2 separate regions of the Homo sapiens genome follow, and region 2 is linked to region 1. Evidence: chromatin contacts called from ENCODE Hi-C data. All regions are on one chromosome and are shown on one strand. Each heading gives the region's core, a stretch centred on a gene start or an enhancer-like site at or near the end of the contact. The rest is flanking DNA. Distances are from core to core; before and after follow the strand shown. Region 1 holds the start of ZNF157 (zinc finger protein 157). Region 2 holds the start of CFP (complement factor properdin).

Region 1 (4,633 bases), core at 570-3,069:
CAGGAACCCCCATGTGTTCGGCTACCCAGAAGCTCTCCAGACTTTATCCTTTTGGGGCTTTAGGGGGGCTTCATTATGTAGGCATGATTGATTAAATCATTTGCCCTTGTGGATCGACTTGACTCTCAGCACCCTCTCCCCTCCCAGGTGGTTGGAGGGTCCCAACCCTCTAAACCTACCTTAGTCTTTCTGGTGACCAGCCCCATTCGGAAGCTGCCTAGGGACTGCCAGGCATCAGTCAACTCATTAGCATACAAAAAGACACTTTAGTACTTTAGAGATTCCGAGGATATTAGGAGTTGTTTGCCAGGAAAGACCAATTATATATTTCACAGTATCACACCCCTACAAAAACCTTACACAAACTATTATAGGATCTTTATTCATAATATCCAACAACTAGAAACAACCAAGATGTCTTTCAACCAGTGAATGGTTATACTGTTTGGTACATCCATGCGATGGAAAAGTATCAGCAATAAAAGGAATGGGCAGGGCACGGTGGCTTACGCCTGTAATCCCAGCACTTTGGGAGGCTGAGGCAGGTGGATCACGAGGTCAGGAGTTCAAGACCAGCCTGGCCAACATGGTGAAACCCCGTCTCTACTAAAGATACAAAAAATTAGCCAGGTGTGGTGGCACGCACTTGTAATACCAGCTACTCGGGAGGCTGAGGCAGGAGAATAGCTTGAACCCGGGAAGCAGAGGTTGCAGTGAGCCAAGATCACGCCATTGCAGTCCAGCCTGGGTGACAGGGCAAGACTCTGTCTCAAAAAAAATGAATGAACTATTGATATACTGTTAGCTATTGATATCTCCACAGAATTTTGCTGAATGACGAAAGCCAGTCCCAAAAGGTACATACTGTACAATCTGATTAATATAACAGTCTCTCTTTTTTGTCCTTTTTTTCCTTTTTGTGGAGAACAGGGTCTCACTATATTGCCCAGGCAGGTCTCAAACTCCTAGGCTCAAACTATCCTCCTGCTTCTGCCTCCCTAAGAGCTGGGATTACAGGCATGAGCTGCCATGCCCGGCAAATAAAACTTTTTTTTTTTTTTGAGACAGGGTCTCACTCTGTCACCCAGGCAGAGTGCAGTGGCACGATCTTGGCTTACTGCAACCTCCGCCTCCAGGTTCAAGCGATTTTCCGGTCTCAACCTCCCGAGTAGCTGGGAGTACAGGTGCGTGCCACAACACCTGGTTAATTTTTGTATTTTTAGTACAAACAGGGTTTCACTATGTTGGCCAGGCTGGTCTCAAACTCCTGGCCGCAAGTGATCCACCCGCCTCGGCCTCCCAAAGTGCTGGGATTACAGGTGACAGGCGTGAGCCACCACGTCCAGCCACAACATTCTTGAAATGAAAAAATTATAGTATTGGAGAACAGATTGGTGGTGCCCCAGGGTTAAGAGGGGAGTGATGGAGGAAGTGAAGTGGTTGTGTCTATTTAATGACAACATGGGGGATCCTTGTGGGGATGGAAATGCTCTGCATGTCAATATCCTGGGTATTACGAGATGTTACTACTGGGGACAAAAACTAGGTAAATGGTACATTGCATTTGAATCTACAATTATCTCAAAATATAAATTTAACTAAAAATAAATAAAAAAATAAAGAACATATAGAAAAAAATAGGATCCTCCTCCTTACCTCAAAAGATCTGCCAGGTTCTCCTGGAATCAGGGCAGGGAATCTCTGGGGTGATGTCCCATTAGCTGGCATGTTCACCCTGGGCCTCAGCCCACCTTCCGTGCTGGACAGCTGTCTGTGTGTAGAGGGTCCTGCAGCCTCCAGTAAGGGGTAAGGCTCAATGGCTCCACAGAGACACCAAGAAATCCTAAAAGGACAGTATCCATATCATCAGTGTCATCCCACATTCACGCCACAATGTTCAGCATCCCCAGAGCATGAGTCAAGGTGGATTACAAAATGATCAAATTTGGGGCCAAATTAATGAGCTTGGGGTCCCTTCTTGAGTGGCTCTACCAGGTGCTTCACTCGCTACTCAGCCAGCCTACACCTCAGTTCAAGTTCAAGGCAGATCTGGGTTTAGGAGAAGTAGAACTGGGGCAGTGCTTAAGGGTGCTTAAGGCCCATGGGGTGGGCAGGTTCAAGGGGACCTGGTGGGTGACTGTGAGGGCAGGAAACCTGGAAAGCTGATAATCTAAATGAAAGGAAATCGGCTGGTCCTTTCTTCTGCCGTCTTTTGTTTTTTTCCACTCTTAGATGAAATATCCCTCTTAAATTCTTTTACTGGGAAGCTTTTAGCCTCTTCTTTCCAGAAAAAAATGGTTCAATCTTAATAATGTTATGTATTTTTTCTTTTTTTTTTTTTTTTTTTTGAGATGGAGTTTCACTCTTGTCACCCAGGCTGCAGTGGAATGGTGCGATCTCAGCTCACAGCAACCTCCGCCTCCCAGGTTCAAGGGATTCTCCTGCCTCAGCCTCCCTAGTGGCTGGGATTACAGGCGCCCGCCACCACGCCCAGCTAATGTTTGTATTTTTAGTAGAGACGGGTTTTCACTATGTTGGTCAGGCTGGTCTCGAACTCCTGACCTCAAGTGATCCTCCCGCCTTGGCCTCCCAAAGTGCTGGGATTACAGGTGTGAGCCACTGCACCAGGCCTAATGTTATGTATTACATCAACAAATTACAGAGGGAAACACTCTGCTGTTAACTTACACCAAAAAAGCATCCAACGCAATTCAGCAGCCATTACTAATATAAGCTCAAACTAAAATCATGGAAAAAGTAAATAACTTAAGTGCCACAAAAATCAATTATGAAACATAACTCTGAAACACCATGCTAAAAAGTAAAATGATGAAGCTATTGCCACAAAATTAGTACTGTCTGCTATAACCCAAAATTGTTTTGTGGGCTCTAGCTCACACAAGAGAAGATGAAATAGAGTGGGCTGGGCACAGTGGCTCATGCCTGTAATCTCAGAACTTTGGGAGGCCAAGACAGGAGGGTTGCTTGAGTCCAGGAGTTCGAAACCAGCCTTGGCAACAAAGTGAGACGCTGTCTTTACAAGAAATAAAATAATCCGAGTGTGGTGGTCCACACCTGTAGTGCCAGCTACTAAGGAAGCTGAAGCAGAAGGATAGCTTAAGAAGCCTGAGAGGTTGAGGCTGCAGTGACCTCTGATGGCGCCACTGCACTCCAGCCTGGGTGACAGAGCAAGACTTTGTCTCTAAAAGAGAAAGAAAAAGAAAGAGAGAAAGAGAGAAAGAAAGAAAGAAAGAAAGAAAGAAAGAAAGAAAGAAAGAAAGAAAGAAAGAAAGAAAGAGAGGAAGGAAGGATGGAAGGAAGGAAGGAAGGAAGGAGGGAAGAAAGGAGAAAAGAAGAGAAAAGAAATAAATAATCAGGCCAGGTGCAGTGGCTCACGGCTTTAATCCCAACACTTTGGGAGGCCAAAGCAAGAGGATCCCTTGAGCCCAGGTGTTCAAAACTAACCTGGACAACATGGCAAAACCCAGTATCCTTAAAAAACAAACAAACAAACAAAAACACACACACAGAGTTGCAGTGCATTGAGATCACTCCACTACACTCCAGCCTGGATGACAGAGTGACACTTTGTTTCTATTAAAGAAAAAAAAAAGAGGCCAGAGGAGGCGGCTCACGCCTGTAATCCCAGCACTTTGGTAGGCCAAGGCAGGCTGATCACCTGAGGTCAGCAGGTCAGGAGTTCAAGACGATGGTGAAACCCCGTGTCTACTAAAAACACAAAAATTAGCTGGACATGGTGGCACACACCTGTAATCCCAGCTACTCAGGAGGCTGAGGCAGGAAAATTGCTTGAACTCGGGAGGCAGAGACTGCAGTGAGCCGAGATCACGCCACTGCACTTCAGCCTGGGTGACAGAGCAAGACTCCACCCCAAAAACAAAACAAAACAAAACAAAAAAAAAAAAAAAGAAAAAGAAAAAGAAAAAAAGGCAGAAAGAAAAAAGAAAATAATAATTAGGGTGAACATGAACATTGGGAAGAAATGAAAACGAAAATGTAGCTTTCTATCCAATAAGATGATTTTATACATGGAAAACCTACCAGACTGCTAAAAGACTACTAAAATTAATAGGGTATAATATAATGTAAGGGGCTGGATACAAGGTAAAATTACAAAAGCAGATAGTTTCTTTTCTTTTTTTTTTTTTTTTTTTTTGAGACGGAGTCTCACTCTGCCGCCCAGGCTGGAGTGCAGTGGCACGATCTCGGCTCACTGCAACCTCTGCCTGGGCTCAAGCGCTTCTGCGATTCTGCTGCCTCAGCCTCCTGAGTAGCTGGAATTACAGGTATGCACCACCACACCCAGCTAATATTTGTATTTTTAGTAGAGATGGGGTTTCACCATGTTGGTCAGGCTGATCTCAGACTCCAGACCCCGTGATCCTCCGACCTCGGCCTCCCAAAGCGCAGGGATTACAGGCATGAGCCGCCGCACCTGGCCAAAAGCAGATAGTTTCTCTCTATAATAACAATGAGGCAATGGAAACAAAATTGCATAAATAATGATAGCAAAAACTATATAAAATACGTAAGTGTAAGTATAACTTTTTTTTTTTTTTGAGACAAGGTCTCCCTCTGTCACCCAGGCTGGAGTGCAGTGGTGCAATCACGG
Region 2 (4,783 bases), core at 2,129-4,628, 260 kb before region 1:
TCGCTTCAGCCCAGGAGTTTGAGTTTGAGACCAGCCTGGGCAATGTGGCAAAACCCTGTCTCTCCAAATAGTTTAAAAAATTAGCCAGGTGTGGCGTGTGCCTGTAGTCCCAGTTACTCGGGAGGCTGAGGTGGGAGGATGGTTTGAGCCCAGGAGGTTGAGGCTGTAGTCTGCGATCACGCCACTGCACTCCAGCCTGGGTAACAGAACCAGACCCTGTCTCGAAAAGAAAAGAAAGAAAAGAAAAACATAACTGTGTAGATAGGTTTAAAAAAAAAAAGAGAGAGAGAGAAAATAACAGACCAAATGAGACTGTGTGAGAGGTCTAATGCCCTGCAGACCCTCGAATGTTCCAGGCCCTGGAGAAAAACCCTCTTCTGTTTTTCCTGTTCCTCCACAGGCCCCTCCTGCTCAGTCCGCTGGGCTGGCTTCTCCTACTTCTCTAAAACTTGAAATGCTGGGGTTCCCCAGGGCAAAGCCCTGGGATTCCCTTCTCTCTTCTCACGCATCCTCTCTAGGTCATCTTATCCAGGTCTTCACACTTGAAATACTACTTATCCTCCATGGGATGCCCACATTTTTACCTCTAACTCAGACTGTCCTTCTGGCATTTTATCGTAATCTCTAAAGTTTTGTTTATTTCATTGATTGATTCATTTAGCAGATGTTTATTGAGCATCCACTGTTTCCTGGTGCCTATCTAATGCCCTGCAGACCCAGCAGTTAACAAGCCAGACAAAAATCCCTGCCCTTGTGGAACTGATATTTAGGGAGTGAGAATAACAAGAAGCAGGCAAATACATAGTAGCAGGTAGGGATGTAATAATTAAATAAGACAAGACTCTCACTCTTTGTTTAAGGAATCTGCAGTCATTTTATTGCCTAAACGTGTGGGAAAAGATAGAGTGCTGACAGTCCTCTTCCACAGGGAATCCTATGAGTATTTATACAGTTTAGAAACAAAGGAAATATTGTTAATATTATTACCAGGGCAACAGGTGGTTAAATAAAGAAGCCAGCCAGAATTTCAGGTTTCTTTCTTTTTTTTTTTTTTTTTTTTTGGGACAGAGTCTCACTCTGTCGCCCAGGCTGGAGTGCAGTGGCACGATCTCAGCTCACTAGAGCCTCTGCCTCCCGAGTTCAAGCGATTCTCCTGCCTCAGCCTCCCAAGTAGCTGGGATTACAGGCATCCGCCACCACGCCTGGCTAATTTTTGTATTTTTAGTAGAGACGGCGTTTCACCATGTTGACCAGGCTGGTCTCGAACTCCTGACGTCAGGTGATCCACCTGCCTCAATCTCCCAAAGTGTTGGGATTACAGGCGTGAGCCACCATGCCTGGCCAGTTTCAGGTCTCTTGGAGAGTGTTTTCACAGGATAACACAGCAATGATTGTCTTGAAGTCGTAGAATCTTAATAAGACTCCTTTGTTCAAAGCACATTTTCAAGGATAGCCTTATGTTATCAGAGAACAGAGTATGTCTGTAATGGATACAGATATTAACACATACTTTACTGCCCATAAAACAAGTGTTCCTGAAGAACTTCTGTTTTAACAGCTGACCAAATTATTACATTTGAATTTGCAGAATTCCTCTGCCTCCCTGAGAGCAGAGGAAATTAGGCATTGCCTTCCTATCTTTCTTGTGCTTCTTTTTGTTAATTAAAAGCAAAATAAAAATTTTAAAGTGGGCCCTGGAGTTTCATTAGGGTTTATAAAAAAAAAATAAAAAAATAAAAAAAAAAGAAGGGCTGGTGTGATGGCTCATGCCTGTAATCCCAGCACTTTGGGAGGCTGAGGTTGGGAGAAAATATTGAAGCCAGGAGTTTGAGACCAGCCTGGGCAACACAACGAGACCCCATCTATACAGAAAATAAAAACATTAGTTGTGTGGTGGTGTGTGCCTGTAGTCCCAGCTACTTGGGGACGCTAAGGTGGGAAAATCACTTGAGCCCAGGAGTTTGAGGCTGCAATGAGCTATGATCAGACCACTGCACTCCAGCCCAGGTGACAGCAAGACTCTGTCTCTTTAAAACAAAACAAACAAAAAAACAGGTTTGGAAGCTACTGGGCTAGAGAGTGACAGGGATGCCAGACAAGGGTATGGGGAAGGCCTCTGTGAGGAGGGGCAACATTTGTTATCCATCTTCTCGAGGGCCAGGATTTTTGTCTGTCCTATTCTCTGCTCTAATGCTAAGAACCGCATCTGGCATCCAGTAGGTGCTCAATAAATGTTGAATAAATTTATCAAACACAGAGCACCTACTATATGCCAGGCACTGTTCTAAAGACTTTCCAAAAGCTTAACTCCTGGCCGGGCACGGTGACTCACGCCTGTAATCCTAGCACTTTGGGAGGCCAAGGCAGGTGGATAACCTGAGGTCAGGAGTTCGAGACCAGCCTGGCCAACATGGTGAAACCCTGTCTCCACTAAAAATACAAAAATTAGCTGGACATGGTGGTACACGGCTGTAATCCCAGCTACTCAGGAGGCTGAGGCAGGAGAATTGGTTGAAATCGGGAGGCAGAGGTTGCAGTGAGCCGAGATCGTGACACTGCACGCCAGCCTGGGCGACGGAGTGAGACTCCATCTCGACAAAACAAACAAAAGCTTAACTCGCAATCTTTGCAACACACCCTACCTATGTTGTAGGTGCTGTCTGTGAGCACATTTTACAGAGGGGAAACAGGCTCCAGAAGGGGGGTGTTATCTGCCTGAGGGTTCTCTGATGGAATATGGCCCAGCTTATTCCCTCCTAATCACCCCAGACCCTGGTGTTGTCCCCAGCTGGGCCCATGGAACAATGGATAGACCCCATTCCCCTCCTGAATCCCTCCCCAGGCTCCTGCCACTTCCCTTTCTCACTTCCCTTGTGCTGACCTCCCCGACCACAAGCTGACCACAGGGAACCTCTCAGGAAAGGAGGGCCGAGGTTAAGGGAGGGTGGAAGGTGGAGCAACTGACTCGATGCTCCCTCCACCCCCACGAGCAGGAACATACTGAGCACCGCACACTCACTTCACCCTGGTTCAACACCCCCACGAGGTTGACCCCGTCATTATGTTAGAGATTATGCATTTTCCACATAGGGAAACTGAGGCTCAGGGGTGTTAAGTGACTCACCCAAGGTCACACGGCTAGGAAGTTGCTGCACGCTCCTATGCTCCATTTCCTCTGGGTGAGAATTTGTCCTAGGAGCTTCTATTGAACACTGTGAGGTTGCTGGGAGGAGCGCGAGGTGCTGGGGATATAGTAACAAACAGAACAAGACCAAGAGTAAGACAGGAAATGGGGAGGGGAGAGTAGAGAAGGAGGCAGAGGGGACAGGGTGGGGTCAAAGCAGGATGCCCTCCCAGTTCCTCCTGCCTCTAGGTTCCTCTTTCCCTGCTGATTCCAGGAGCCTATCAACCCAGATAAAGCGGGACCTCCTCTCTGGTAGAGGTGCAGGGGGCAGTACTCAACATGATCACAGAGGGAGCGCAGGCCCCTCGATTGTTGCTGCCGCCGCTGCTCCTGCTGCTCACCCTGCCAGCCACAGGTGAGGGGGTGAGGGCCCAGCTGGCCCCAGGGGTGTCCAGGCCCACCACATCCCTGACCGAGCCCCACCCACCCATCCCCTGGCCCTGTTACAGGCTCAGACCCCGTGCTCTGCTTCACCCAGTATGAAGAATCCTCCGGCAAGTGCAAGGGCCTCCTGGGGGGTGGTGTCAGCGTGGAAGACTGCTGTCTCAACACTGCCTTTGCCTACCAGAAACGTAGTGGTGGGCTCTGTCAGCCTTGCAGGTTAGGGGGAGCCTGGGGTGGGGGATGGGGGGGAGGGAAGGACTGTCTGTGGGGGTCACCCAAAACTGGGCACTTTCTTTCTCTGGGACTTCCAAGGGTGGCCCTGAGGCCCTGATCGTGACCATACCTCAGGGTTTCTCAACCTTGTTACTATTGACATTTGGGGCTGGAAATTCTTGGCTGGGGGAGGGGATTGCTTACCTGTGTATTGTGGGATGTTTTGTAACACCCCTAGCCTTCCACTAGATGCCAGTAGCAATTCTCCCCACCAGCTGTGACAACCAAACATGTCAGCAGACATTGCCAAATGTCCCCTGGGGGTCAAAATCACCCCTGATTGAGAACCACTGACATAGCTCACACATATTGAGCACCTCCTGCACACTGGAAGCATTGCAGGTGGGGTGCAGCTTGGTATTTCCCTAATTTTGATGACAGCTCATGTTTATTGAGTGCTTACTGTATATGGACACACTGTGGGGGCGGGAAAGTTTGGGGAATTCAAAGGGCAGCTCTAGGCCCCTAATTATGATGACACTTCACATTCATTGAGCACTCCCTGTATACCAGCTGCATGGCAGGGTTGGGAGATGAGCTTGAGGATTTCTGAGGGTAGCTCTAGTCTCCTGATCATGATTTCCAGCTTGCATGGATTGAGCCCTTACCGTATGCCAGACCTGTTTTCTACTTGTTTACTATATATCCCAGATACACCGTGGGCATGGGGAGCTTGGGGATTTTTGAGGGCAGCTCTGGGCCCCAAGTCATGTCAACAGTTCATCACATCTATTTGGCATGAACAGCATACCTAGGGCTATGCAGTGGGTTGGGGATAGATCTGGGGTTATTTCTGAGGAGGCCTCTGAGGTCATAGGGATGATGGCTCAGGTTTATTAAGCACTTTCTATTTACCTACTACCGTGTAGTGTGGTGATCTGGTGGGTTTCTGACAGCAGCCCTTGGTTTCTAGTCCTTACCTTTGCTTACTGCGGACCTGGT

What was found. A loop is a pair of places that touch in the nucleus more often than their neighbours do. Pooled maps may share reads with other maps.
Region 2: a loop to region 1 is called in a pooled map, with 2.1 times the contacts of the local background. The contact joins the promoter of CFP here to the promoter of ZNF157 in region 1. A Hi-C loop is called at or near these places in 3 of 50 pooled maps.

The regions. Positions count from the first base shown.
Region 1 is chrX:47,367,764-47,372,396 of GRCh38, reverse strand. ZNF157 (zinc finger protein 157) reads right to left here and starts at 1,819. Exons shown (of 4, transcript NM_003446.4): 1 at 1,657-1,819. The coding sequence starts at 1,728.
Region 2 is chrX:47,628,525-47,633,307 of GRCh38, reverse strand. CFP (complement factor properdin) reads left to right here and starts at 3,378. Exons shown (of 9, transcript NM_001145252.3): 1 at 3,378-3,539; 2 at 3,634-3,784. The coding sequence starts at 3,464.